2 separate regions of the Homo sapiens genome follow, and region 1 is linked to region 2. Evidence: read pairs that join two places in POLR2A ChIA-PET (ENCODE). Cell type or tissue: Panc1. All regions are shown on one strand. Links, peaks and the distances in the headings refer to the core of each region. The heading gives the core; the rest is flanking DNA.

Region 1 (12,126 bases), core at 2,559-10,558, 71 kb before region 2:
CAAGCGATCTCGGCTCACTGCAATCTCTGCTTCCCGGGTTCAAGTGATTCTCCTGCCTCAACCTCCTAAATAGCTGGGACTGCGGTCACCCCGCTTGGCTAATTTTTTTTGAATTTTTAGTAAAGACAAGGTTTTACCATATTGGCCAGTCTAGTCTCGAAGTCCTAAACCTCAGGTGATCTGCCAACCTCAGTCTCCCAAAGTGTTGGAATGACAGGCGTGAGCCACCACGCCCGGTCTCTGGCATAACTTTAAAAATCAGAAAATCTTCTGGGCGCAGTGGCTCACGCCTGTCATCCCAGCACTTTGGGAGGCCGAGGCAGGAGGATCACGAGGTCAGGAGATCAAGACCATCCTGGCCAACATGGTAAAACCTCATCTCTACTAAAGTACAAAAAACTAGCCAGGCATGGTGGCGCATGCCTGTAGTCTCAGCTACTTGGGAGGCTGAGGCAGGGGAATCACTTGAACCCAGGAGGCGGAGGTTGCAGTGAGCCAATATCATGCCACTGCACTCCAGCCTGGCAACAGAGCAAGACTGTGTCTCAAAAAAAAAAAAAAAAATCAGAAAATCTGGTGGTGCTGGGCCCCATTCCTGTTACATGACCATCAGTAGGAGCTGGGAGGGGCCAATCTTTAGATTAGGCCCAGTTGTCCATTTGGCTGCGGTCCCCAAAAAGCCCACTTCTCCCACAGCCTTCCCATCCTACTGGCCTATGCACCCTCCAAATAGCTCTGATTCCAACAGCCCTCCCACGATCACCTGAGACCCCCATGGAGTGTCAAGGAACCCAGACCCTTACAGCTCCACAGAGCTTTAAAGCCATATCAAAAAAAAAAAAAAGTTAAAAATGAGAAATGAGGGAAATAAGATCACTTCACTTAAAAAAAAAAGTGTCAATCTGATCAAAATATACATGTTCCAATAATTAAAGAGATCTAGTTATTAGGTTGGGCGCGGTGGCTCATGCCTGTAATCCCAGCACTTTGGGAGGCCTAGGCAGGCAGTCAGGAGTCTGAGACAAGCCCGGCCAACATGGCAAGAACCCCCCATAAAAACATAATTTTTATATTTTACTAAAAACATAAAAATTAGCCGGGCAGGGTAGTGCACGTCTGTAATCCCAGCTAGTAGGGAGGCTCAGGCAGGAGAATCACCTGAACCCGGGAGGCAAAGGTTGCAGTGAGCTGAGACTGCACCACTGCACTCCAGCCTGGGCAACACAGTCTCCATCTCAAAAAAAAAAAAAAAAAAAGTAAACCTTACAAGGCCAACACATACAAAGAGATTTAGCCAGGAAACATCAAGACACAAACCCTAAAAAGGACAAAGTTCACGTCTTTTTGGCCTGGCGTATTTGGAACACAGCCTTGTAAAGAAGAAGTTGATCGTGGAGAAGGCATGACATCTCAAAGACTGATTATTTTAATTGATTTCATACTACTGTTAATTCCTGAGGTGATGGCTGAAAAAAGGATTAAACTGTTGGTGGTCATTATATACAGAACAGCTTCTGAGCAGTTGCCAGTAAAAGCTCATTCCAAAGGAATGTGCCCTGCTAGAAAGAAAACGATACCAAGACTTGACATATGCAGTTATGTATACAAGAGACATAGTTCCAATGTTAAACATTTAATTGACCTGATCCTAGCCCCAAATTATTCCTTGCCAGGACTATGCAACTGCTTCCTAAGTCTTCACTGCCTCCAGCCTCTCCTTGTCCTACTGAGTCCTCCCCGCTACAGCCAGTGCTCCCCACCACAGTCAGTGTTCCCCACCACAGCCAGTCCTCCCTATCATAGCCAGAGAATTATCTATGTACACATCCATATGTATACCCATGGATATATTTATCACCCAACCATGAACCCATCCATCCATCCATCCACCAATTCATCCATCCACCCACCCACCAATGCATCCATCCACCCAACTACCCACTCACCAATTCATCCATCCACCCCCCCCAACCAATTCATCCATTCAGCTACCCACCTACCAATTCATCCACCCATCCACCCACCCACCAATTCATTCATCCATCCACCTACCCATTCACCAATTCACCCATCCACCCTACCCACCTACCAATTCATTCACCCATCCATCCATCCACCCACCCACCAGTTCATCCATCCATCCACCCACCCACCAATTCATTTATACATCCACCTACCCATCCACCAATTCACCCATCCACCCTACCCACCTACCAATTCATTCACCCATCCATCCATCCATCCACCCACCCACCAGTTCATCCATCCATCCACCCACCCACCAATTCATTTATACATCCACCTACCCATCCACCAATTCACCCATCCACCCTACCCACCTACCAATTCATTCACCCATCCATCCATCCATCCACCCACCTACCAATTCATCCACCCATCCACCAACCCACCAATTCATTCATCCATGCACCTACCCATCCACTAATTCACCCATCCACCCTACCCACCTACCAATTCATTCACCCATCCATCCATCCATCCACCCACCTACCAATTCATCCACCCATCCAGCAACCCACCAGTTCATTCATCCATCCACCTACCCATCCACCAATTCATCCATCCACCCTACCCACCTACCAATTCATTCACCCATCAATCCATCCATCCACCCACCTACCAATTCATCCACCCATCCAGCAACCCACCAGTTCATTCATCCATCCACCTACCCATCCACCAATTCATCCATCCACCCTACCCACCTACCAATTCATTCACCCATCAATCCATCTACCCACCCAACAGTTCATCCATCCATCCACCAACCAATCCATCCACCTGTCTATGTATCCATCTACCCAACCAACTATCCATCCATGCATCCACCCATGTCTCCCTCTCTTTGTAATTATTTTTAATAGGTAATATATTTGTGTGCTAAAACTCTTTCAAATTACTCAAAAAGGTATACAGTGAAAAATATGTCTTTCTCCCCAAATTAACAGCCCCCCATTGCTACCCTACAGGCAAGCTACCATTGCTAACATCTTACATTCTTCCAGATATATTCCAAATACGACCTATTTTGTTGCCACAAAAGGCACTACGATACTCCATTCTATACCTTGCTTTTTTTTACTTAGCTAATATTAAAAACTGAACTTTTTTTTTTTTTTTTGAGACAAGGTCTCACTCTGTTGCCCAGGCTGGAATGCAGTGGTGCAATCATAGCTCACTGCAGCCTCAACCTCTCAGGCTCCAGCAATCCTCCCACCTCAGCCTCCTGAGCAGCTAGGACCACAGGCACACACCACCATGCCCAGCTAATTTTGTATTTTTAGTAGAAATGGGGTTTTGCCATGTTGCTCAGGCTGGTCTCAAAGTCCTGAGCTCAAGCGATCCACTCGCCTTGGCCACCCAAAGTGCTGGGATCACAGGTGTGAACCACCGCACACAGCCTTTGGAAACTATCTTTATCAGTAACATAGATGTGTTTTATTCTTGATATTTCTTTTGAACAAAGAGGTACAAGGGACAAGTCTTCTCATTCCATTCCCTATGGCCCTCCCCTCAGTTCCTCTCTCTAGAGGCAATGATCATGGGTTGCTTATGTCTTCTTTCAGAAAATATTTTATACAAAAATAAAGTAAATATACATCTTCTGTTATCAAATCGAAGGAAGCATACGTTACATAATGTTCCGTACTTTGCTTTTTTCTCTTAACCACAGATTTTAAAGATCATCCCGCAGTATACATGAACAGTTTCCTCACTCTTTGTTACGGCTGCTTTGTATTCTATTGTAGGGATGAACTTGACTTCCATCGGTCTCCTGGGGACTTGGCATTGGTGTTCCTCTTACAAACAATGCAGCATTGAATAAACAATTGAATTTCACACTCAAGCAAGAGTGTTGATAAGATCACTTTCTCTGCCAGGTGTGGTGGCTCCCATCTGTAACTCCAGCATTTTGGGAGGCCCAGGTGGGAGGATCCCATGAGCCCAGGAGTTTGAAACCACCCTGGGCAACATAATGAGACTCTGTCTCACATATATATAAACTTTCAAAAAAGGAACCTGCCAGGTCAAAGGGTGCCTACAGTAACATTTAGACAGACACTGCCCTCCAAATAGGGAACATCAATTCATACTCCAGCTGATAAGGTACAAAGGCAATTACTTCACAAAGCACAGCAGATAACAAGTTTCCGACCTCTGCCAATCTGAAGTGAAAAATATCTCTGTGTAGTTTAAGTTCCTTTTCTCTTTATCATGAGTAAAACTGAGGGTCTTTCCATATGGATTTAAAAGCAATCACGTTTTCCTGCTCAGAGGAAGATTCATAGACTTAGATATTTGCATTAATAAATAGGGCAGATCTAATGGCCTTCTCTCTTCTGCTGGGAAACAACTTCCCATGGCTCCCTATTGGCTTTTAAGAACCAACCCTGGCTGGGCGCGGTGGCTCACGCTTGTAATCCCAGCACTTTGGGAGGCCGAGGTGGGTGGATCACGAGGTCAGCAGATCGAGACCACAGTGAAACCCCGTCTCTACTAAAAATACAAAAAATTAGCCGGGCGTGGTGGCGGGCGCCTGTAGTCCCAGCTACTTGGAGAGGCTGAGGCAGGAGAATGGCGTGCACCCGGGAGGCAGAGCTTGCAGTGAGCCGAGATCGCGCCACTGCACTCCAGCCTGGGCGACAAAGCGAGACTCCATCTCAAAACATAAAAAATAAAAAAAAATAACCAACCCTTGCAGTGATCCATGAGGCCTTCCTTCTACATTCAAGTCCCATCTACTTCTCCTACAATTTCTCCCACCCTGTTCCCCAAATGTGCCTTACTCAGGCATTTACTTAAAGAAGTATTTACCAAGCTTGTTGTCAGATAATGTTCTAGACACTGTTGCAGGCACTGGAGATTCTGAAAGGCTGTGGTTCCTGCCTTCAAGGCATTCCCCAACTGCTGGTCAAATAAATGGTTTCTTCAGTCACCTCTTGCTAGATCCTCTCTCTGCAATGTCTTTCTGTCCTAACAAACTCCTATTCATCCTTCAAAATCCAACTCAGGTACCTCATTTAAAAAGCTTCCTCCACACTCCCCAAACAACCTGCCCCCAACCTTTGCAATGATCTTCTTACTTGTCCACCGTCAATTTCCTCCTTTGTTTTGGTTGTTAAGTAATAATCTGGCTAGGCACAGTAGTTTGCACTTGTAACCTCAGCATTTTGGGAGGCCAAGGCAGGAGGATCACTTGAGCCCAGGAGTTCAAGACCAGCCTGGGAAACATAATGATACCCTCTTTTTTAATAAAATAATTTAAAATTATTTTGAAAAAATTTAACAATTAAACAACAATCCATCCAGGTAGAGACTAGCTATGACCACTCACTTCCTAATTGAGCAGATGTAGATTCAAATTCAGGCCTTAACCCCATGTGAACTTGGGCAAGTCACTTAATTTCTCCAAGCTTCAGTCTCCTGATAAGTAAAAAGAGTCAGAAAAGCTGGACACGGTGGCTCATGCCTGTAATCCCGGCACTTTGGGAGGCCGACACGGGTGGATCACTTGAGCCCAGGAGTTCAAAACCAGCCTGGACAACATGGTGAAACCCGTCTCTACTAGAAACACAAAAATTAGCCAGGCATGGTGAACTCGCCTATAATCCCAGCTACTCAGTGGGCTGAAGCAGGAGATCACCTGAGCCTTGGAAGGTAGACACTGCAGTGAGACATAATCACACCATTGCACTCCAACCTGGGCAACAGAGTGAGAACCTGCTTCAAAAAAAAGGAAGGCCAGGAGCGGTGGCTCACGCCTGTAATCCCAACACTTTGGGAGACCGAGGCGGGCAGATCATGAGATCAGGAGTTCAAGACCATCCTGGCTAATATGGTGAAACTCCGTCTGTACTAAAAATACAAAAATTAGCCAGGCATGGTGGCATGCACCTGTAGTCCCAGCTACTCGGGAGGCTGAGGCAGAAGAATCACTTGAACCTGGGAAGCAGAGGTTGCAGTGAGCCCAGATCGTGCCACTGCACTCCAGCCTGGCGACAAAGCGAGACTCAGGCTGAAAGAAAGAAAGAAAGAAAGAAAGAAAGAAAGAAAGAGACAGAGAGAGAGAGAGAGAGAGAGAGGAGAGAGAGAGAGAGAGAGAGAGAGAGAGAGAGAGAGAGAAAGAGGCCGGGCACAGAGGCTCACACATTTAATCCCAGCAATTTGGGAGACCGAAATGGGAGGACAGCTGGAGCCCAGGAATTCTAGACCAGCCTGGGCAACACAGTGAGACCCCATTTCTTTTATTTTTCTTTTTCTATTTTTTTTTTCTTTTGAGACGGAGTTTCACTCTTGTTGCCCAGGCTGGAGTGCAATGGAGAGATTTCAGCTCACCGCAATCTCTGCCTCCCGGGTTCAAACGAGTCTCCTGCCTCAGCTTCCCGAGTAGCTGGGACTATAGGCGCCTGCCACCACGCCTGGCTAATCTCGTATTTTTAGTAGAGATGGGGTTTCTCCATGTTGGTCAGGCTGTCCTGGAACTCCCAACCTCAGGTGATCCGCCCACCTCAGCCTCCCAAAGTGCTGGGACTACAGGCGTGAGCCATCGCACCCAGCGAGACCCCATTTCTTTAAAAAAATTTTTTTGGCTGGGCACAGTGGCTCACGCCTGTAAACCCAGCACTTCGGGAGGCCAAGGTGGGAGAATCATGAGGTTAGGAGATGGAGACCATCCTGGCTAACACGGTGAAACCCTGTCTCTACTAAAAATATTAAAAAACAAATTAGCCAGGTGTGGTGGCGGGCACCTGTAGTCCCAGCTACTCAGGAGGTTGAGGCAGGAGAATGGCATGAACCCAGAAGGCAGAGCTTGCAGTGAGCCGAGATCGCAGCACTGCACTCCAGCCTGGGAGACAGAGCGAGACTCCGTCTCAAAAAAATATAAAAATTTTTTTTTAATTTTTTTAAAAGTCAGGAAAACACATCATTTGGAAGAGTTCTGGAGAGGATTCAATGGGACAATGTGTGACAGGTGCTGATACAGTCTAGAGACAATAAACCGTAGTAGCAGATACTAATAGTTGATAATAATCACCACTGCCACCACCACTGTATTGCCCAGAGATAAGAAGTCTAAAGGACAAAGAAAAGTTGTCCTTTCAAGCAAGAAAGTAAGCTACAGAAGAAACCAGAGAGCATTTAAGGACACCGGAACTCCAGGGAAGGAGAGGTCAGGAAACGCTGAGCAAAGGAAGGTGTTTCCCCTGCAGAAAGCAAATTGAAGAGCACAGGCTAGCTTCCTGCTCAGAGCCAGATGGCCAGCCCAGACCCAAAGGGCGGCTGTGGGAGGGAGCAGAAGGAAGGGAAGGAAGGCATGACGAGAGGAAATCTGACTCTGACCATGAACTATGACTGTTACAGAAAGCAGCCAACACGGGTCACCCCTGCCATCCACCCCCACATCACCTCCATCACAGCCCCTACAGCGGCCAACAGCATAGGTCACAAAGCTAAGATCATCTGAGGACCGGGCACAGTGGCTCACGCCTGTAAACCCAGCACTTTGGGAGGCTGAGGCGGGAGGATTGCTTGAGCTCAGGAGTTCAAGAAAAGCCTGGGCAACAAAGTAAGACCCTGTCTTCACCAAAAAAATTTAAAAATTATCCAGGCGTGGTAGTGCAGGCCTGTAGTCCCACCTACTCAGAAGGCTGAAGTGGGAGGATCTTTTGAGCCTAGGGGCTTGAGGCTGCAGTGAGCTTTGATCGTCCCACCCAGGCACTCCAGCCTGGGTGACAGAGTAAGAGACTGTCTCAAAGAAACAAAGTATCGGGACTGGGCGCAGTGGGTCACACCTGAAATCCCAGCACTTTGGGAGGCTGAGGAGGGCAGATCACTTGAGGCCAGGAGTTCAAGACCAGCCTGGCCAACATAGTGAAACCCCATCTCTACTGAAAAAGAAAAAAAAAATACATTAGCCAGCCATGGTGGCAAATGCCTGTAATCCCAGCTAGTCGGGCAGCTGAGGCACAAGAATCGCTTAAACCCAGGAGGTGGAGGTTGCAGTGAGCAGAGATCAGGTCATTGTCCTCCAGCCTGGGTGACAGAGCGAGACTCTGTCTCAGGGAAAAAAAAAAAAAAAAAAAAAAGGTATCGAGGCCTCCTGGATGTTCCTTACCGGCAGGGACCCTAATGTGTCCTTCTTTACTTTAACAACTCCAGGAGGTAAGAAGTGCGACTCTCACTACTGGAGGCTTCTGGGAAAAACGGTGAATAATGGGCAATACCTAAAGGCTCAAGGAAGGGACGATTCCCTGGCAGTCTGCAGGCCACTTGCTGTTCCCAACTCAAAGAATCACAGCTACCCGAGGCTGCTTCCTAATCTAGGGAAATCCAGCCAGGCCCACCACGCTCTGAGCAGAATCAGAAGGACCCAACTCTCCAGACACACAATTCAGCCACAAGAGATGAGTCCTGAACACGGTCACCGGTCACTGCACTGGCCCAGGGCCTGCCCTTTGGGGAACCTGGCCCACAGAAATCTTTACAGAGAAAGCGCAAGTCGGCTGGGCGCGGTGGCTCACGCCTATAATCCTAGCACTTTCAGAGGCCAAGGCAGGTGGATCACGAGGTCAGGAGATCAAGACCATCCTGGCTAACATGGTGAAACCCCGTCTCTACTAAAAATACAAAAAAATTCACCAGGCGTGGTGGCACAGGCCTGAGTCCCGGCTACGTGAGAGGCTGAGACAGGAGAATCGCTTGAACCCAGGAGGCAGAGGTTGCAGTGAGCCGAGATTGCACCACTGCACTCCAGCCTGGGCGATAGAGCGAGACTCCGTCTCAAAAAAAAAAAAAAAAGAGAAAGCGCATGTCCTCCCCAGCTCCCGGCTCCCTCCAACAGAGGCTTCTCCTTGCTGGACACTTCACCAGCTTGATCAAGTTGTGTCTCCATGCCCTCAGCCCTGACACTCAAAGAGTTGGGGACCCCGTCCAAGTCCGAGTGGCCCCTGACCTTTGTGTGTTCATAAAATTCCTGTTGCATAGCGTCATGTTTTCTGGGCTGAATGATGATGACTAAGGCACTAGGCATTGATCTAAGTCTTCCCATACAAGATCCTGGTGCTGACCTCCTTTCTGTACATGACCCTGGCCTTGACCTGCCTTCCTGGTTCAGCCCTGATTATCATGGAAGTCCTCGTGCACCGGGCAGCTCACTAACTTTGCCCTACACCCTTACTGCTCCCATCTGGATGGCACAGGTTCTGCACAGATGCTCCACCAGGGCCTGCAGGGATAAGGCAAGCAGGCCTGCAGGGATAACGCATGCAGCCCTGCCAGGGACCCAGCCAGCCAACTCCAGGACAGGAGGGAAGGCCACAGAGAGGATGGGGCAGACAACAGGCAGAAAAAGTGATTATGAATCTCAACTGCCACTGATGGGAGGTAATGAGGACATACTGTGTACCACAAGTTCCACTGAGGCCTGAGCATCCACTCCCAATTCAACCATCTCAATAACTCACAACCAGCTGGGTGCAGTGGCTCATGCCTATATTTCCCAGCACTTGAAGAGGCAGAGGCAGGAGGATAGTTTGAGGCCAGGAATTTCAGATCAGCTTGGGCAACACAGTGAGACTGTATCTCTACAAAAAAATTTAAAAACTTAGCTGGCCGGGTGGAGGGGTTCACGCCTGTAATCCCAGCACTTTGGGAGGCTGAGGCGGGCGGATCATGAGGTCAGGAGTTCGAGACCAGCCTGGCCAACATAGTGAAACCCTCTCTCTACTAAATGTACAAAAATTAGCCGGGCATGGTGGCGTGCGCCTGTAGTCCCAGCTACTCAGGAGACTGAGACAGGAGAATCGCTTGAACCCAGGAGGTGGAGGTTGTGGTGAGCCGAGATCAGGCCACTGCACTCCAGCCTGGACAAAAGAGTGAGACTGCATCTCAAAAAAAAAAAAAAAAAAAAAAAAACTTAGCTGGGCGTGGTGGTACACACCTGTAATCCCAACACTTTGGGGGACCGAGGCAGGAGGATCACTTGAGCCCAGGAGTTCGAGACCAGAGGTGGCAATGGAGTGAGACTCCCCACCTTCTACAAATAAAAAAATTTAAAAGTAGCCAGATGTGATGACGTTTGCCTTTAGTCCCAGCTACTCCAGAGGCTGACGAAGGAGGATCCCTTGAGCCCAGGAGTTCGAGGCTGCAGTGAGCTATGACTGCACCACCGAACTCCAGCCTAGGTGAAAGACTGAGACCCTGTCTCAAAAATAAATAAATAAGTAACTTGCAACAGTCGGGTTCTTATTGCTCAGTGGACATTTATCAGCGACTACTACCATGGGCCAAGGTCATGTGGAAGTAAAATAAAGTCTCCACTCTCACACAATTTCACTTTATGCAAAGCGGCCAAAACTACCAACAGCTAAAAAAAACAACTCTATGTATGCCCAATGGGAGCAAATGGCTTGAAGAAGAAGAAAGTGGGTGAAGCATAATGGTGGGTGGGCAGGTGCTAGTTCTTTATCAGGTAGACAGAAAGGGCCTCTGGGCCAAGATGACATTTCAGCAAAGGGCGAAAAGCAATGAAGAAACCTGTGCCGCCTTCTTCTGTCTATAGAAAGAGTAAGAGGGAAGATTCATTAGTTGCATCAGCCAAGCACCACTCTAAGTGTTTCACATTACATTTCATCCTCACACACAACTCTAGGACTCAGGTACTATAACGTAACCCATTTTACAGATACAGAACCAGGCCTGGTCATATATAACCTGCAAGCAGCATACACAGTCAGGAATTTGATGTTTCGTTTGTTTTTTGAGACGGAGTTTCGCTCTTGTTGCCCAGGCTGGAGTGCAATGGTGTGGTCTCGGCTCACTGCAACCTCCACCTCCCGAGTTCAAGCAATTCTCCTGCCTCAGCCTCGCAAGTACCTGGGATTACAGACGCCTGCTACCACGCCTGGCTAATTTTTGCATTTTTAGTACAGATGGAGTTTCACCATGTTGGCCAGGCTGTTGTCACATTTCTGACCTCATGATCTGCCCTAATCCCAGCTACTAGGGAGGCTGAGGCAGGAGAATTGCTTGAACCCAGGAGGCGGAGGTTGCAGTGAGTCAAAATCACACCACTGCACTCCAGCCTGGGCAACAGAGCAAGACTTCATATTGCAAAAAAAAGAAAAGAAAAAAAGAAAGAAAAAAAGCTAATTAATCTGCAGGGGGTAGGCCTGAAACCAGGGAGAGGAAGGCAACTACTATTTTTTGTTGTATTATCTTTCGTACTGTTTGAATTTTCTCCTCTGCATGATTTCTAAAATAATAATAAGAAAGCTAGTTCGCACTTCAAATAAATAAATAGCAGCAGGAATTGAAGGGTAGGACATTTCTAAATGCTGAGTTGGAAACAAAGAGAAAGCATGTATTTATTGGGTGCCAATAATAACAGCCAGAGTGATCACGCCAGGCACAGTGATTAAGTGCTTCCCAAGCACAGTCCATTTAAGCTTTCCAACAGCCCTACAAAGTCAGGACTATTAAAACTCTCCCCTTTCCTGGCAAGGGCTCTGAGGTCCAGAGAGTTTATGTAAATTGCTTGGGCTCGTCAACCTAGAAGAAACAGGGCCAGGATTTGAACCCACTGAGAGTCTGACACTGAGATCCACCACCTCTAAACCACGTGCTTGAACTCTAAGGCCTTTTGGTTTGTTTGGTCAGCTGGTTTTGTTTTTTGAGACAGGGTCTCACTCTGTTGCCCAGGCTTGAGTACACTGGCACCATCACAGCTCACTGCAGCCTCGATCTCCTGGGCTCCAGCAATCCTCCTGCCTCAGCCTCCCAAGTAGCTGGGACTACCTGGCACGCATCACCATGCCTGGCTAATTTTTGTATCTTTTGTAGATTCAGGGTTTTACCATGTTGCCCAGGCTGGTCTTGAACTCAGTCTGCCCGCCTCGGCCTCCCAGAGTGCCGGGATTAGAGGTGTGAGCCACCATGCCCAGCCAGAATTCTAAGGTGTTTGCAAGGTACATGGCAGACAGATGGAGCCTGAGGTCGCTTGGAGGCAAGATCTCCAGGGCCGGAGATCAAGTGAATGGCCTCAGGCCTCACAGATTCCAAATTCATCTCCCTAGAGCAGAGAAGCAAGATTTTGACTCAGACATG
Region 2 (12,126 bases), core at 2,226-10,225:
AACCAGGCCAGGCATGTTGGCTCACGCCTGTAATCCCAGCACTTTGGGAGGCCAAGGCAGGTGGATAACCTGAGGTGAGGAGTCCAAGACAAGCCTGGCCAACATAGTGAAGCCCCATTTCTACTAAAAGTATAAAAAATTAACTGGGCATGATGGTGCATGCCTGTAATCCCAGCTACTTGGGAGGCTGAGACAGAAGAATCTCTTGATCCAGGGAGGCAGAGGCTGCAGTGAGCCGAGATCATAACACTGCACTCCAGCCTGGGCAACAGAGTGAGACTCTGTCTCAAATAATAATAATAATTCTAACCAATGAAGTATGATTGGCAAAGACGTGTGTCATTTTCAATCATACCTCATTGGTTAGAATTTTTTTATTTTTATTTTATTTTCTTTTTGAGATGGAATTTCACTTTTGTTGCCCAGTCTGGGGTGCAATGGCATGATCTCAGCTCCGGGTTCAAGCGATTCTCCTCCCTCAGCCTCCCAAGTAGCTGGGATTACAGGCATGCACTGCCATGCCCAGCTAATTTTTGTATTTTTAGTAGAAATGGGGTTTCGCCATGTTGGCCAGGCTGGTCTCAAACTCCTGACTTCAGGTGATCCACCTGCCTCAGCATCCCAAAGTGCTGGGGTTACAGGCATAAGCTACCATGCCCAGCCTTGGTTAGAATTATTCACAGGGTCAGGTATGACTACCACAACCTTCAATGAGGAGATTGCAGAATTCTTCTCTGAAATTCCTGGCTTCAAACGATCCTCCTATTGGCTTCCCAAAGTGCTGGTATTACGGGTGTAAGCCACTGCACCCGACCAGTATATCTTTTAAAAGAAACATTCAGGGAACAAAAAGGAGCTCTCAGAAATTAAGAAAGCAAGAAGTAAAAAAAGAAAAGGGAAGAAGAAAGAAATTGCTGAAATCTTGCAGAGATCAGAGAAAATGGAGAACATTAGAAGGTCACACAAAAAGATCCCACATCTAAATAATAAGCATTTCAGAAAAATAAAACTGACAAAACACAGGAAAAAAAGCTGTAGATGAAATAATAAGAGAAAAAATTTCGGAACTTACAGGTGTGATAATTTTGCACTCCAGCCTGGGTGACAGGGTGAGACTCTGTCAAAAAAACAAAACAAAACAAAACAATTGACCATAGATGTATGGGTTATTTCCAGACTCTCGATTCTATTCCACTAATCTATATGCCTATCTTCCTACCAATACCAAACTTTTCGATTATTGTTGCTTTGTAGTAAATTCTGAAGTCACCAAGTGTGAGTCTTCCAACTCTGCTCATTTTTCAAGATTGGCTGTTGGGTGCGATACCATGTGAATTTTAGGTTTGAATTTTCCAGGTCTGCAAACAAGGACATTGGGATTTTCATAGAGATTACATCAAGTCTATAGATCACTTTGGAGTAGTATCGCCATCTTAACAATATTGAGTCTTCCAATACATAAACGTGTATTTTTAGAGATATATGGCATGGCATTTAAAGTAATCTATCATGATCTGTGTAACTTCCTCTAAAGTATTTCAACAGACCACAATAAGATATTACTCTAATTGTGCTAGAATGGCTATAATGGAAAAGTAAACAACAGCGTCAAAAAGGAATGTGGGTTCTGGTTTGTCTTCCTCTCCCTAACTTGATGTCTAGCTTTTTTTTTTCTTTGAGATGGAGTCTCGCTCTGTTGCCAGGCTGGAGTGCAGTGGCACAATCTCGACTCACTGCAACCATTGCCTCCTGGGTTCAAGCGATTCTCTTCCCTCAGCCTCCCAAGTAGCTGGGACTACAGGCACCCACCACCATGCCCAGCTAATTTTTGTATTTTTATTAGAGACGGGGTTTCACCATGTTGGCCAGGCTGGTCTCAAACTCCTGATCTCAGATGATCCACCTGCCTCGGCCTCCCAAAGTGTTGGGATTACAGGCGTGAGCCACTGCGCCCAGCCCACAGTTCATTTTTGGTTTTGTTTTTTCCTCCCAAGAGTGTCTTGGGTAGTTTGACTCCCTTTTATTCCCCTATCAGTTTTGGAATCAGATTGTCAAGTTCTGCAAAAAAAAAAAAAAAAAAAAAAAGGCTGAGCTTTTCATTGGGATTAAATTTGATCTATGAATCAATACAAGAGTTGGCGCCTTCAAATCTAGGCTCTTCCAATCAATGAACATGTATATCTCTCCATTTATTTAGGTCTTCTTTACTGTCTCTCAACAAAATTTTTTAATAGTTTTTATAGAGGTTCTGTAAGTCCTGTATGAGATGTTATATCTTACCAGGTACTCCCTGGGTACAAGAGGGAGAGTTGCTTTTCACCCTTTTGAACTGTTTGAAGTTTTTTCTAACCACATGCATATATTTTTCAAAATAAAAATTATTAAGATTTTTGGCCCTTCTGTCTGGCGGCAGCAATCAGGTAAGCCAAGATGGGTGCATACAAGTACATCCACGAGCTGTGGAGGAAGAAGCAGTCTGATGTCATGAGCTTTCTTCTGAGGGTCCGCTGCTGGCAGTACCGCCAGCTCTCTGCTCTCCACAGGGCTCCCCGCCCCACCCGGCCCGATAAAGTGCACCAACTGGGCTACAAGATCAAGCAAGGTTATGTTATCTACGGGATTCGTATTCTCCGTGATGGCCGAAAATGCTCAGTTCCTAAGGGTGCAACTTACGGCAAGCCTGTCCATCATGGTATTAACTGAAGCCTACAGTTGATTGCAGAGGAGTGAGTTGGACGCCACTGTGGGGCTCTAAGAGTCCTGAATTCTTACTGGATGGGTGAAGATTCCACACACAAATTTTTTGAGGTTATCCTCATTGATCCATTCCATAAAGCTATTGGAAGAAATCCTGACACCCAGTGGATCACCAAACCAGTCCACAAGCACAAGGAGATGCGTGGGCTGGCATGTGCAGGCCAAAAGAGCCATGGCCTTGGAAAGGGCCGTAAGTTCCACCACACTATTGGTGGTTCTTGCCGGGCAGCTTGGAGAAGGCGCAATACTCTCAATCTCCACTGTTACCACTAATATAAGTAAAGTTTGTAAAACTCATACCTAATAAACAATTTAGGACAGTCAAAAAAATTACTAAGATTTTTGAGCCAGGTGCAGTGGCTCAAGCCTGTAATCCCAGCACTTTGGGAGGCCGAGGCTGGCAGATCACCGGAGGTCAGGAGTTCGAGACCAGCCTGGCCAACGTGGCGAAACCCTGTCTCTACTAAAAATACAAAAATTAGCTGGGTGTGGTGGTGCACAAGTGTTATTCCAGCTACTCAGGAGGTGGAGGCAGGAGAACCGCTTGAACCCGGGAGGCAGATGTTGAAGTGAGCTGAGATTGCGCCACTGCACTCCAGCATGGGTGATAGAGTGAGACTCCATCACAAAAAAAAAAAAAAAAAAAATTATTAACATTTTTGAATCAGCACTCTATTATCATTGTTTACACATCAAAACTATCAGTAGGCATACAGTGGAAAGTCTCTCTCCCACTCCTGGACCTATTCACAATATTCCCAATCCTTCCTTCTCAATAGGTAATGGCTATAAATTAATATCTTCTTTATCCTTCCAGAATTCTTCACGCACATGTCCTTAAATGTATACTTTCTCTCGTCTCAAGATAAATGCCATAGACTGTGTGTCTTTTTGCAGAATCTCTTGCAAGACTCTGTGAACACAGTGAGAAAACATGGACCCAGGAACTGTTCCTTACATTCAGCTGAAGCTGAGTCTGCAAGTCCCAATGCATGCCAATAAAGAAAGTTCTGCAGGCCAGGTGTGGTGGCCCATGCCTGTAATCCCACCATTTTGGGAGGTCAAGGTGGGCAGATCAACTGAGGTCAGGAGTTCAAGAGCAGCCTGGCCAATATGGTGAAACCATGTCTCTACTAAAAATACAAAAAATTAGCCGGGCATGGTGGCATGCACCTGTAATCCCCGCTACTCAGGAGGGTGAGGCAGGAGAATCACTTGAACCCGGGAGGCAGAGGTTTCAGTGAGTCGAGATTGTGCTAGCCTAGGCGACAGAGCGAGACTCCGTCTCAAAAAAAAAAAAAAAAAAGGAAAGCTCTGCAGAGTTCTCCAGGGTTACACTCTGTTCTCTGCACTACACCCCCAACTTTTTTTTTTTTTTTTTTTGAGACGGAGTTTCACTCTTGTTGCCCAGGCTGGAATGCAATGGTGTGATCTCGACTCACCGCAACCTCCACCTCCCAGGTTCAAGCAATTCTCCTGCCTCAGCCTTCCAAGTAGCTGGGATTACAGGTGTGTGCCACCATGCCTGGTTAATTTTGTGTTTTTTAGTACAGACAGGGTTTCACCATGTTGGCCAGGCTGGTCTCAAACCCCTGACCTCGTGATCCGCACACCTGGCCTCCCAAAGTGCTGGGATTACAAGCGTGAGCCACTGCACCCGGCCTGCATTGCACTTTTTAATTTTTGATCACCATTTATTAAGTTACAAAGAGCCAGGCCCAGTGCTGCGCTAAGCACTTTACATATTTGGCATGTTTTTTCTTTTTTACTCCTTCCAGCAGCCAGGGCCTATGAACTTACAGAAGGCATGATGCCTAAGGCCCACAATACTTTTAGGGCCCCATGAAAATGTTTTACTTCTTTTAAAATCAGAAGAAAAAATAAACATAACCCTGCCTTTATTACATATATATATTATTTTTAGTTTTTAGTTTTTGGTATTTTTGAGCAGGAGCTCTGGCGCCCAGGCTGGAGTGCAGTGGCACAATCATGGCTCACTGCAGCCTTGACCCCCTGGGCTCAGGCAGTCTTCCCACCTCAGCCTCCCGAGGAGCTGGGACCACAGGTACATGCCACCACTTCCGGCTAATTTTTATATTTTTTATTTTTTGTAGAGAAAGGGTCTTGCCATGTTGCCCAGGCTGTTCTTGAACTCTTGGGATGAAGTAATTCTCCCACTTTGGCCTCCCAAAGTGCTGGGATTTCAGGCATGAGCCACTGCACCAGGCCTTGTTATATTCATCCTTATACTAACACAGTCATAAAATATGATTTAAAACACTTTTTTTCTTATGGAGGAAGGAACCCACCAAAAAAATCCATGTGACTGAGTGTGGTGCCGGGTGTCTGTAGTCCTAGCTACCAGGAGGCTGAGGCAAGAGAATCACCTGAACCTGGGAAGCGGAGGTTGCAGTGAGCCGAGATCATGCCACTGCACTTCAGCCTGGGTGACAGAGTAAGACTCTGTCTCAAAAAAAAAAAAAAAAAAAAAAAAAAAAAAGGCCAGCAGTGGCGCACACTTGTAATCCCAGCACTTTGGGAGACCAAGGCGGGTGGACCACCTGAGGTCAGGAGTTCGAGACCAGCCTGGCCAACATGGTGAAACCCCGACTCTACTAAAAATACAAAAAATTAGCTGGGCATGGTGGCAGGTGCCTGTAATCCCAGCTACTCGGGAGGCTGAAGCAGGAAAAATCAGTTGAACCCAGGAGGCGGAGGTTGTAGTGAACCAAGACTGTGCCACTGTACTCCAGCCTGGGCAATAAGAGCAAAACTCTGTCTCAAAAAGAAAAAAAATCATAATGTGGCCAAACCAGCAACCCTATGACATGGGTATTATTGCTATGCAGTTTATCCAAGGGAGGAAACTAGTCTGAGAAGTGATTTAGCCCAGGTCAGGTGGCTGGAAGGGGTGGGAACATGGCCTTGAACCCAAGCCTAGTGACTCTAAAGCTCTTATGCTGGGCCACTCAGCTGAAGAGACTCCAGTCAGCACTTTCCTATGGAAGGGACGTGTTTGGTCACAACTGGGAAGTTGTACCCCACAAAAAGAAGGCTCTGGGGAAATGTGATACAGTCTTCAAATATTTTAAGGGCTGTCATGTGGAAAAGGATTAGCTCTTTTGTGTTACTTCCCAGAGCTGAGCTAGGATAGGTGGGGTGTGTTGCAGGAAAGGTAGGGTGTGTGTGTGTGTGTGCGCGCGCGCGTGTGCGTGTGCGTGTGCGTGTGTGTGTGTCTCGCTCTGTTACCCAGACTGGAGTGCAGTGCAGTGATCGCCACTCACTGCAACCTCCGCCTCCTGGGTTCAAGTGATTCTCCTGCCTCAGCCTTCCGAGTAGCTGGGACTACAGGCATGCACTACCACACCCAGCTAGTTTTTGTATTTATAGTAGAGATGGGGTTTCGCAATGTTGGCCAGGCTGGTCTCTGGCTCCTGACCTTAGGTGATCCACCCTACTCAGCCTCCCAAAGTCCTGGGATCACAGGCGTGAGCCACCGGGCCCCACCAGGAAAGTAGATTTTGGCCCAGTGATATAACAAACTTACTGGATGTGATAAGCCCACTGTCAGTGGTGGTTTATTCTTAAGATCAAAGATGTGGAGTTTGACCCCAGTCACAGACAACAGCGTTGTAAACAAGGCTGTATTGCAGGGGATTGCTGCCTTGGGAGGGGAGTTGGACAAGAATTCGATGGATTTTTATGTCCCTTTCAACTCTAAGATTCTATGTTTGCAGGGCCCAGCACGGTGGCTCACGCCTGTAATCCCAGCACTTTGGGAAGCCAAGGCGGGCAGATCACCTGAGGTCGGGAATTCGAGACCATCCTGGCCAACATGGTGAAACCCTGTCTCTACTAAAAATACAAAATTAGCTGGGCATGGTGGCGTACTCCTGTAATCCCAGCTAGTCGGGAAGCTGAGGCAGGAGGATCACTTAAAGCCGGGAAGCAAGGGTTGCAGTGAGCCTTGATAGCGCCATTGCACTCCAGTCTCGGTGACAAAGCGAGACTCTGTCTCAGAAGAAAAAAAAAAAAAAGATTCTATGGTTGCAAATAGCAGCAGCTCAGCAGTGTAGAGTTGAATTCCCCACCAAACCAATTTTACCAATTGTTATTGAGACTTTTTATGTACCATTGGTGGGAGTATGAATGGATACTCTTTTGAAAGTGTTATTTGGCAGTATTTATTAAAATTTAGACTATTTGGGCCGGGCGCAGTGGCTCACGCCTGTGATCCCAGTACTTTGGGAGGCTGAGGCGGGCAGATCGACTAAGGTCAGGAGTTCGAGACCAGCCTGACCAACATGGTGAAACTCTGTCTCTACTAAAAACTACAAAAAGTAGACCCAGGCGTGGTGGCTCACACCTGTAATTCCAGCACTTTGGGAGGCTGAGGCGGGCAGATCACCTGAGGTCGGTTGTTCAGCCTGACCAACATGGAGAAACCCCATCTCTACTAAAAACACAAAATTAGCTGGGCGTGGTGGCGCATACCTGTAATCCCAGCTATTCGGGAGGCTGAGGCAGGAGGATTACCTGAATCTGGGAAGCGGAGGTTGTGGTGAGCAGAGATGGCGCCATTGCACTACAGCCTGGGAAGCAAGAGCAAAACTCCGTCTCAAAAAGAAAAAAAAAAAAACTACAAAATGTAGCCAGGCATAGTGGTGGGTGCCTATAATCCCAGCTACTTGGGAGGCTTGAGGCAGGAGAATGGCTACAACCTGGGAGGCGGAGGTTGTAGTGGGCTGAGAATGTGCCATTGCATTCCAGCCTGGGCGACAGAGTGAAACTGTTTAAAAAAAAAAAAATTTCGACTCTTCAGGCAGGGCACGGTGGTTCTTGCCTGTAGTCCCAGCAATTTGGGAGGCCAAGGCGGGCGGATCACGAGGTCAGAAGTTCGAGACCAGCCTGGCCAATATGGTGAAACCCTATCTATACTAAAAATACAAAAAGTTAGCTGGGCATGGTGGTATATGCCTGTAATCCCAGCTACTCGGGAGGCTGAGGCAGGAGAATCGCTTGAACCCAGGAGGCAGAGGTTGCAATGAGCCGAAACCGTGCCATTGCATTCTAGCCTGGGCAACAGAGCGAGACTTTGTCTCAAAAAAAAAAAATTAGACTGTTTATACTTTTTGACTTAGCAATACTTTTTTTTTTTTGAAACAGAGTCTTGCTCTACCGCCCAGGCTGGAGTACGATGGTGCAATCTCAGCTCACTACAACCTTCCCTCCCAGGTTCAAGCAAATCCCCTGCCTCAGCCTCCCGAGTAGCTGGGCTACAGGCACGCACCACCACACCTGGCTAACTTTTTTGTATTTTTGTAAAGATGGGGTTTCGCCACGTTGGCCAGGCTGGTATTGAACTCCTGACCTCAGGTAATCCACCTGCTTCAGCCTCCCAAAGTGCTGGGATTATAGGCATGAGCCACTGCACACGGCCTAACAAACATACTTAATAAGTAAATCATGGAGTGGGTAGCAGGTGAGAAAGGCTGTGACGAGAACTTGCGATGCGGGGTGGAGGTGGTGGAGGGTTGCAATTTTAAGCAGAGTGGTCAGGGTAGGCCTCACAGAGAAGGTGATATTTGAGCAAAGCATTAAAGATCATGAATAGGACACCTCCCACTCTTGTTCTAAGGTGGAAATTCACCAGGAGTTACTTTTTCCTTTTTCTTTGTTTTAGAGGCAGAGTTCTCACTATATTGCCCAGGCTGGTCTTGATCTCCTGAGCTCAAGCGATCCACCCACCTCAGCCTCCCAAAGTGCTGGGATTACAGGTGTGAATCACTGCACCCAGCACTGGGAGACACTTGTGAGGTGCCTGGCATCCAGCAGGCTCTGAAGGACGGTCGCTATTATTGTTCATTTTAGTCCTGAAATGAACAGGAGCTCTCAAAGCGCTTACCTAAGGAAGATGTCTAAGAGCATTGCAGTTTGCAAATGAAGAGTGGGCAGGGTTTGGGTTATGGTAACTGTTTTATCTGCCTCCCCAGAAAGGAAACAAAGTATCTGGTCAGCGGGGAAGGTTTCCACCTGTGCGCTCTGTTTGCCAGCGAGCCTGCGGGCCCCTGTGGCAATCCACCCATTGTGTTTCCATCAGCGTAACTGCATGCGGGAGGCTCCTCTGCACTCTCAGTCCTTGAAACATCCCCCACAGGGCCTCCCCAATTAGGCAACGATAAAGCCATTGGTGTGGTCAGATCCCTCCTGGGACAGGATGTTAACCCTCAGCAGCTCCTGAACCATGGGAGCTGGTCCCTGTCAATGTCACGGAAACAGAACAAGAGGAGGCTTCAAAGAAATCAGTTGCCCGCACTCCCTGATTGCAACCAGGCCTTATCTAGTGCCTTTTAAAAATGGCCCTGACCCTTTCTTCTTATTTATTAAATTATTTATTTATTTATTTATTTTTGAGACAGGGTCTTGCTCTGCGGCCCAGGCTGGAGTGCAGTGACTCGATCTCTGCTCATTGCAACCTCCGCCTCCCAGATTCAAGCGATTCTCCTGCCTCAGCCTCCCAGTAGCTGCAATTACAGGTGCCTGCCACCACACCCGGCTAATTTCTGTATCTTTAGTAGAGACAGGGTTTTCCCATGTTGGCCAGGCTGGTCTCCAACTCTCTGGCCTCAAGTGATCTGGCCGCCTCAGCCTCCCAAAGTGCTGGGATTACAGGCCTGAGTTCCCGTGCTCGGTCTCTTATTACTTTTTAAAATGAGACAAGGCCCCACTCTGGTTTTGCCACGTTGCACAGGCTGGAGTGCAGTGGTGCGATCACGGCTCACTGCAGCTTCAACTTCCTGGGCTCAGCTGATTCTCCCAACTCAGCCTTTCAAGTAGCTGGTACTACAGGCACTCACCACCACGCCTGGCTAATTTTTGTATTTTTTGTAGAGTCGGGGGGCGGTGTCTTGCCATATTGCCCAAGCTGGGCTCGAACTCCTGGGCTCAAGCGATCCGCCCACCTCGACCTCCCCAAATGCTGGGATTACAGGCATGAGCCACCGTGCCTGGGCCCTGACCTCTTCTTCAGGGTAACAGATATCTGCTAGGATCTGCTGTGGCTTCTACGTTCCCTTAAGCAAAGAGACGTGCTTCTTCAAGGGAGAGGAGAAAAAATAGATTTCAACCCAAAGCCAGTATAAGCACCCCAAGAGAGGTCAATAAAATCTCAATTTGGAGGTGAGGAAAGCCTTTATTGGCACCCAGGACATTGGTGTTGGGATTAAGAGGACAGACTGGTGGGGTTTTGACACACACAAACGAAGGATGGTGTCTTAGGCACATGGCACAGCAAAGAAAAAGGCTTGCAGGCTGTAACTATGGGACATATTCAAGCTGTCCTAAGCAGTTCCTTTTGACTGAAGTATCATGATAAAGAAAATAATACATAATAGTAATAACAAACATTCTTTATATGCTTGAAACCACTTTTATAAAAATCATAGTAATAAGGGTAATTTAACATAATTGACTGGGCGCGGTGGCTCACGCCTGTAATCTCAACACTTTGGGAGGCTGAGGCGGGCAGATCACTTGAGGTCAGGGGTTCAAGACCAACCTGGCCAACATGGTGAAACCCTGTCTCTACTAAAAATAGAAAAATAAGCCAAGCATGTTGGTGCAAGCCTGTAGTCCCAGCTACTCCGGAGGCTGAGGCACTAGAATTGCTTGAACCAGGGGGGCAGAGGCTGCAGTGAGCTGAGATCAAGCCACTGCACTCAAGCCTGGGCAACAGAGTGAGACTCTGTCTCAAAAATACAAATTTAATATTATTGACTCTATCTTGTTTTCACTATGCTAAATTGTTTTTCTTTATTTTTGTATAGAGGCCACAGTACTCTTTTTTTTAGAAAATGAATTTTTTTGTTATTGTTTAATAATTAAAACCAGCCAGATGTGGTGGCTTAAGCCTGTAATTCCAACACTTTGGGAGGCTGAGGTATGAGGATCACTTGAGGCCAGGAGTTCAAGTCCTGCCTGGGCAACAAAGTGAGACACCATCTCTATAAAAAATTTTTAAAATTATCTGGGCATGGTGGTGCATGCCTGTAGTCCCAGCAACTCAGGAGGCTGAAGCGAGAGGATCAGTTAAGCCCAGGAATTTGAGGCTACAGTGAGCTATGATTATACCATTGCATTCCAGTCTGGGTGACAGAGTGAGACCTTGTCTCTAATAAATTAATTAATTAATAAAAATTTTAAAATTGACAGAAAGTCTTACAAGTCTATAAGATCTACTTCTGTCTGTTATGTCTATGTTTATATGTGCCATGAATATATAATATTTCACTACTGAAATATATTTTTAAAAGCTCTAATCAGTTGACTTAACCACTTAAATTGAATATTTCATCAAAAAATAAAAACTTTAAGTATCTTTTAGTTCACATGACTTTAATAATCTTTAGTAAATAAAGACAGTTTTTCAATTATTAGTAAAATAAAAACATCTTCAGAATGTGAACATTTGGTGTAAATTAGACAAGTCTGGTATTGTCTTTACTAAGACCTTTCAGGTCCTAAACTACTTTTATAAATTTTTTTCTTAGACTGGGACTCACTCTGTTGCCCAGGCTGGAGTACAGTGGCATGCTCACTGCAGCCTCAACCTCCCTGGGCTCAGGTGATCCTTCCACCTCAGCCTTCCAAGTAGTTGGGACTATAAGCACGTACCACCATGTCTAGCTCACTTGTGTATTTTTAGTGGAGATCGAGTTTTACCATGTTGGCCAGGCTGGTCTCTAACTCCTAGGTTCAAGGCGTCCACCAGCCTCTGCTCCCAAAGTGCTAGAATTATAAGCATGAGGCACCATGCCTGGCCCTTCTATAATATTTTAAATAATTGTTGGACTTGTCTATTTTAAAGCCCTTAGATTGTAGATAAGGCCTGGGGATGTGTAGAATTAACCATGTCCCCTGCCTATCCTAAAAAGCATCATATATTATTGACATATATTATTACTGTCCTAGACTCTGTACCTGGTACATAATTAAAATTGCCTACCTCCTTAGTTTTTCATTAAAAATAAAAGTCAGTAATGGCTGGATGCAGTGGCTCACGCCTGTAATCCCAGCACTTTGGGAGGCCAAGGCGGACAGATCACCTGATGTCAGCAGTTTGAGACCAGCCTGGCCAACATGGCGAAACCCTGTCTCTACTAAAAATACAGAAATTAGCTGGGCATGCATGGTGGTGCACACCTGTAGTCTGAGGTACTCGGGAGGCTGAGGCAAGAGAATTGCTTGAACCCGAGAGGCGGAGACTGCCTAAGAGTTAACATTATAATATATGTAATTAAAACTACTAAAGGAACAATTTTACATACAAAGGTAAAATTTAGTTTTTTAAACAAAATTTTCATGTAATAT

What was found. ChIA-PET counts read pairs that join two places held together with the same protein. Peaks named below come from ENCODE experiments on the same cell type or tissue, not always from the same donor. Only the 100,000 strongest peaks of a DNase experiment are listed, where the experiment ranks them.
Region 1: POLR2A ChIA-PET joins it to region 2 with 11 read pairs; 4 of 35 experiments call an interaction of 5 or more read pairs at or near these places.

What each region holds. Positions count from the first base shown.
Region 1 is chr16:15,993,788-16,005,913 of GRCh38, reverse strand. All of the region lies in intron 1 of ABCC1 (ATP binding cassette subfamily C member 1 (ABCC1 blood group)), which reads right to left. Among named protein-coding and RNA genes, the nearest start is that of ABCC1, 50 kb to the right of the region's middle. In Panc1, for the core only: no CTCF peak of the experiment used is centred there; DNase peaks (open chromatin) are centred at 7,313 and 9,033; H3K4me3 peaks cover 1,406 bases; H3K27ac peaks cover 7,733 bases.
Region 2 is chr16:15,922,601-15,934,726 of GRCh38, reverse strand. The region is part of intron 1 of LOC107984869 (a long non-coding RNA gene); the gene reads left to right. It also overlaps the pseudogene RPL15P20. Among named protein-coding and RNA genes, the nearest start is that of ABCC1, 21 kb to the left of the region's middle. RefSeq lists an enhancer at 9,640-10,141. In Panc1, for the core only: no CTCF peak of the experiment used is centred there; no DNase peak of the experiment used is centred there; H3K27ac peaks cover 361 bases.